Regions from separate parts of the Homo sapiens genome. Here region 2 is linked to region 1. The links are chromatin contacts, found by Hi-C or POLR2A ChIA-PET in ENCODE. All regions are on one chromosome and are shown on one strand. Each heading gives the region's core, a stretch centred on a gene start or an enhancer-like site at or near the end of the contact. The rest is flanking DNA. Distances are from core to core; before and after follow the strand shown. Region 1 holds the start of NTMT1 (N-terminal Xaa-Pro-Lys N-methyltransferase 1). Region 2 overlaps USP20 (ubiquitin specific peptidase 20).

What was found. Hi-C counts contacts between places; a loop is a spot of excess contacts on that map. ChIA-PET counts read pairs that join two places held with the same protein, here RNA polymerase II (POLR2A). Pooled maps may share reads with other maps.
Region 2: a map of naive thymus-derived CD4-positive, alpha-beta T cell shows a loop between it and region 1 (6-fold over the local background). The contact joins the enhancer-like site here to the promoter of NTMT1 in region 1. A Hi-C loop is called at or near these places in 2 of 168 maps with a recorded cell type or tissue (both naive thymus-derived CD4-positive, alpha-beta T cell) and 3 of 50 pooled maps. POLR2A ChIA-PET finds 5 or more read pairs at or near these places in 4 of 52 experiments (AG04449, H1, HEK293 and 1 more).

Annotation. Positions count from the first base shown.
Region 1 is chr9:129,624,854-129,627,553 of GRCh38, forward strand. It overlaps NTMT1 (N-terminal Xaa-Pro-Lys N-methyltransferase 1), which reads left to right and starts at 1,310. Exons shown (of 4, transcript NM_014064.4): 1 at 1,310-1,442. RefSeq lists an enhancer at 1,283-1,821 and a silencer at 1,435-1,674.
Region 2 is chr9:129,865,532-129,868,231 of GRCh38, forward strand. USP20 (ubiquitin specific peptidase 20) reads left to right here. Exons shown (of 26, transcript NM_001110303.4): 11 at 2,474-2,700. Among named protein-coding and RNA genes, the nearest start is that of MIR6855, 2.7 kb to the right of the region's middle. Within about 2 kb of position 1,345, at least 3 of the 41 ENCODE cell types and tissues checked have a DNase peak (open chromatin) inside an H3K27ac peak, as active enhancers do.

The DNA.
Region 1 (2,700 bases), core at 60-2,559:
CTGACCTCAGGTGATCCGCCTGCCTTGGCCTCCCAAAATGCTGGGATTAGAGTCGTGCACCACCGTGCCCTGCCAACACAAGGATATTATTAATAGTATAGGAAAAATGAACTTAAGATGGATATTGTCATTATAACAGCTTCCATTTCCTGAGAACCCACTGCAGGTGCTGAGCTGAAGGTCTGACGTGCAATGTCCCACAAGTTTAACCCTCTCAGAGCATCAGAAGTTGAGTAATTATTACGTTGCTCAACTTCCTCTTCTGACAGGAGACTGAAGCTCGGAAATGTTAACAGGCTCTACCCACCTGCAAGCTCCCGTTTCCATCACCGCTGCCTCGGAGATAGCTCCAGAATTTCTTTGCATGGGAGGAGCCTAGGGAAGGGCCACGCTTTTGGAATGGAAACGTCATGGGCTTGTTTTGCTCATTTCAGTGGGAATCCCATGGCACTGCCGAGAGTATTTCTTTTTATTTTATTTATTTTGGGGGGTCGGTATTATTTTAAGATGCTAATGGAGATGGGTGGATTTGAGGACCAATGGCTTTTTTTTCCCTTTTTACTCAAAGCCCGCACAACACACTCGTTTTTAGAAGTCCAGCCTGCAGCCTCCAAACGAACTGTTGTACGTGCTGGGGACGGGGAGAGGGCGACGCTGCGGCTCTTTTCCGTTCGGGAGGTCCTTCTAGATTCCCAAAAGTCAATTTAGTCAAGTTTTGAGCTGTAACCTGTGTTGGGCGCGGTGGCTCACGCATGTAATCCCAGCAGTCTGGAAGGCCGAGGTGGAAGCCTCGCTTGAGGCCAGGAGTTCAAGATCAGCCTGAGCAACAGGGTGAGACCCCGTCTCTAATTTTTTTTTTTTAAAGAAGTCAAATTAGGCCAGGTGCGGTGGCTCACGCCTATAATCCCAACACTTCGGAAGGCAGAGGCGGGCGGATCACTTGAAGTCAGGAGTTCGAGACCAGCCTGGCCAACATGGTGAAAACCCGTCTCTACTAAAAATACAAAAATTAGCTGGGTGTGGTAGCTCACGCCTGTAGTCCCAGGTACTCTGGAGGCTGACGCAGGAGAATCGCTGGAACCTGGGAGGCAGAGGTTGCGGTGAGCCGAGATCGCGCCACTGCACTCCAGCCTGCTTGACAGAGCAAGATTCTATCTCAAAAAAAAAAAAAAAAAAATTTAAATTATTTTTCAAAAGAAGTTAAGTTAAATCCGGAGCCCGCGCGGGGGAGGGGCGAGCTGAGCGAGGGGGTGGAGCCAGCCATGGGCCCGCCCCTAAACGCCCGGAAGTGACGTTGGCGGACAAAGGCAGCGCGCGCCGCGAGCTGTCGCGTCTGGTCGTGGTCTGGCGGAGCTGCGGTTGGCTTGTGGCGTCTCCGCCGCCGCCGCCCTCCCTTCCTCTTCCCCATCTTCTTCTCTCGGTCCCGGGAGCCCCCGCCCGGAGTGAGTAGCGCGAGGCGGTGCGAAGGGTAGGCAGCCGCTGGGAGAGGGGAGGCTGCGACCCCTAACTGTTTCGGCGCCCTGAGGTCCCGGGTCCCCGGCTCGTCACGTGACCCGGCGCGTGCGCGCGGGCCGGCACAGGCCTCACGTGCGCGTCCCCAAGAGGTCTACGGGCCGGACCTGGGCAGGGACTACGGAGCAGTCCATGGGTCGGGGTACAGGAGGAAAGTCAAGGCACTCAAAGCCCAGGCAGGGCACTCCCCCACCCCGGTCCCCAGACCGCAGCAAATCCCTTTCTCTGAGCCTGTTTCCCTTCCGAGAAACAGGGATATGGAGAGCGCCCACTTGGAGGATGGATGGGAGGAATCGGTAAAATCGGTAAAATGCCCAGTTCAGAGCCTGGCACAGTTAAGTGCCCGCTGCACAGAAGTTGCTGTCGTATTTAACCTTGGGTGCCACCCGAGCGCCAGCCCGACACAGGTGCAGCTCAAAAAAGACAGCCCGAGAGCCCTTGCGGCCAAGGTCAGCCTGTCTGCAGGGAGGCTGCCATATCGAAAAGCCCAGACTTTGCTGCGCACCAACTGTGTGATCTCTCCCTCTGGACTTTGGTTTCTCCTCTGTACTATAAGTGATTGCCACAACTGGTGTCAGAGGCCCTGACAGCGGGGAGGGACAGTGTAACCGGTGGTTGTGGTGTGTAGAATGATTGCCCAGTGAGATGGGATGAGCCTCTGGGAGGAACCAGGGCTGGTATAAGGAGCCTGGATTCCCTCCTTAATTCTGTTCTCGGCTTCCTGTTTGTATGTTTAAAGACACGTCACTTCCTTTAGTGTGCTGGTTTTTCTCTATGTAAACTGAGGACTGTGCGGGGGTTGGAAGGATGCATGGAGCGTTTTGGTGGAGGCCGGAAGCCCTAGGATCACAAGGATGGCATCTAAAAAATCTCGGTGGGGGTTCTGTGCTTATAGGCAGAGGAAGCTCACTCCCCACTCTGGCTGATTTGCAGAGCTGTTTGAGTCTGCTGGCTTGGCCGCCCAGCATACCAGTAACAGTCCCCTAGGTGTGTCCAATACAGCTTCTGTGGCATTCTAAGGCAGTTTTCCCATTTGATCCTCATAGTGGGCAGAGTTGACAAGAATCTCATTTGACAGAGATTTCTAAGCTCAAGAGAGAATATGTGCCCGGCACTGTGCAAAGCACTTTAAGCTTTTCATATGCACTTTTAATCACAGCCTTTCTGTAAAGTCGGTATTACTGTTCC
Region 2 (2,700 bases), core at 95-2,594, 240 kb after region 1:
CGTGTGAGGACAGTGGAGCCTCCCAGCAACCTGCTGACATTTAACCCCACTTCACAGATGGACAGACTGAGGTTCAGGGGCCGAGCCACTTGCACAGGCCACACAGCTAGTAAATGGTGGAGGGGAATTCTTTTTTTTGTGGGGGAGGGTGGGTACAGGGTCTCACTCTGTCACCCAGGCTGGAGTGCAGTGGTGCAGTCATGGCTTACTGCACCCTCGACCTCCCGGGCTCAAGCAGTCGTCCCACCTCAGGCTCCGAAAGTGCTGTGATTATAGGCATGAGCCACTGCACCCGGCGGAGGGGAGATTTGAACCCAGGCAACCTTGCTGCAGGGCCTCCGCGTTGCACCCAAAATGACACAGGGTTTCATTTCCCCAAACCACAGGCAAAATTTCACTTTTATTAAAGTAAAAAGTTTGATTAAAAATTTTTTTTAAATCTAGAGAACCCTTTTGAAACCAATCACATTTTTCTATTTTATAAAATAATGAGACCAAGACAGAGTGCAGCCACGCGTACACCTCAGCCCCGGGCTGATGGCTCCTGCCCTCCAGCCTCCTGCCCCAGATGGCCCACAGCCTGGGCTTTCATGCCAGGCCTGCAGGCAGAGCTGGACCTGGCTGGGTCACCTCTTGTGCTGCCTGAAATGAGCACCATGGACGGAGTGGCAGTCATGTGGGGACAACTTCCGCCCTCTACCCCCTGCCTGCTGTCCCGTCCCAGGATGAAGTCTGCTGGGCCTTTGGCTCCTGCTTGAGAAGCTCAGCACTGCCTGGACACCTCTCTTTTTGGGGAGTGATAACATGCACAATGACTAAAATTCACTGAGCACCATTTAAGTGGTCACAACTTAGTCCTCATAGAAGTCTCACAAAGTGGGCACTGTTGTCACCCACACGTTACAGGTAAAGAGCTGAGGCTCAGAGAGGTTCTACCCCTCACCCAGGTCACACAGCACATCCTGGCAGAGATGGCATTCAGGCCTACCTGAGCCCATCCCTCAGCACAGCACCACCCTGACTGTGTGCAAGGCGCCCTGCCGGCTTTCAGCTCTGGGTCAGGATGCCGTTACGGAGGGCCATGCGCTGCGGCAGGACTCCATCTGGGCTCCGGCAGAAGCATCCCTTTCTGTGGTTTTAGGATATCGTGTGGGGACACTTCTGAGGCTGAACTGTAGACGCAGCTGCGGGCGCCTCTTAAGGGCCAAAAGACTCTTTTGTGCTTCTGCATGGATTGAGATTTTGGCAAGGAACACATAGTACTTTTGTTGAAAGGAAGAACCAGAAAGAGAAGTAGATGGCAGATTGAAAGCCTCTTCTTGAAAGGGCCTTTGATCGTGCCTGCCACAGGACACGTGTCCCCTCCCTGATGCAATGTAACCTCGTGGTTCATTCCTCTGATCTTGGAGCCTGACACTTTGCCTTGGGGAGTCCCTCCTGAGCCCTCCCTTCCCTGCACATGAGTGGAGAGAGCCGGGATCCTCTTCCCAGATGTGTGACATGAGGCTGGCTCTGGCTGCTACGTGACCCCTGCCTCCTGGGGATCAGAGCCTGGGCTGAGGGCTGCTTCTAACAACCAGGTCAGGGACTGCTGGGGCTGATTTGGGCTCGGAACCCAAGTCCTTCTCCAATGCCCAGCACCACCCGAGCACCCGCTAGCTGCTGGGGTCTGCTGCCACCACCACGTTCTGACCTCCCAGTGCACCCCCTGTGTGAGCACACAGATCTCAGTGGGGCTCACTGGGCGCCTCTGCCCGAGCCCCTGCTGCCTTGGCTTCCTGCTGTGCTGGTGGCCCAGTCACAGAGTGGTCAGGATAAAATGGTCATTGCTGGGATTTGAGACCCAGGCAGCCTGCAGGGGCAGCTTAGACTGAGTCATGACCAGGTCTGTGGGAAGGTGAGAGCAGGCAGTGAGGGTATGTGGGGGCTGGCACAGGGACTGAGGGAGCAGGGGGAGCCAGAGGAAGGGTAGAGCATGCAGGCAGTCTGGCCTGTGGGTAGCGTGGCTTGGGGCAGGACTCGGGTGAGTCCTCTTTTGGCATCACACTCCCTCATCCTTCCGCCACCCCCCTGCCCACCTCCACTGGTCTCATCTGTAGGGAGAAAGGTGGCTCGGGCTTAATGTGGTACTGCCTCTCTGTCCCTCCCGTGCTGAGCTTGCAGCAGAGGCAGGAGATTCAGAGCCGGAGCCGGGGAGTTGCATGGACCCAGGTGCATACCTGGCTCTGACACTTTCTAGCTGTGTGTCCTGGTAGGTGTCCTTTAGCCTCTCCAGTCCTCACTGTTATCCTCAGAAGAATGGGGTTAGGACAGACTGCCATGGGAGGCCGCTGTGGGGGTGAGCAACTCTTCTGCAGGGGGCGCCCATGAGGTCCTCCTAGATGGAGGCTGGCGCTCTCATCAGCCACAGGGCGCTGGAGACTGGTTCCTCCTGCCTCCAGGGGAGCCCTGTTGATGCAGCCCCTGGTTCTAGGACACCCAAGAGTTCCTTCGCTGCCTGATGGACCAGCTGCACGAGGAGCTCAAGGAGCCGGTGGTGGCCACGGTGGCGCTGACGGAGGCTCGGGACTCAGATTCGAGTGACACGGATGAGAAACGGGAGGGTGACCGGAGCCCATCAGAAGATGAGTTCTTGTCCTGTGACTCGAGCAGTGACCGGGGTGAGGGTGACGGGCAGGGGCGTGGCGGGGGCAGCTCGCA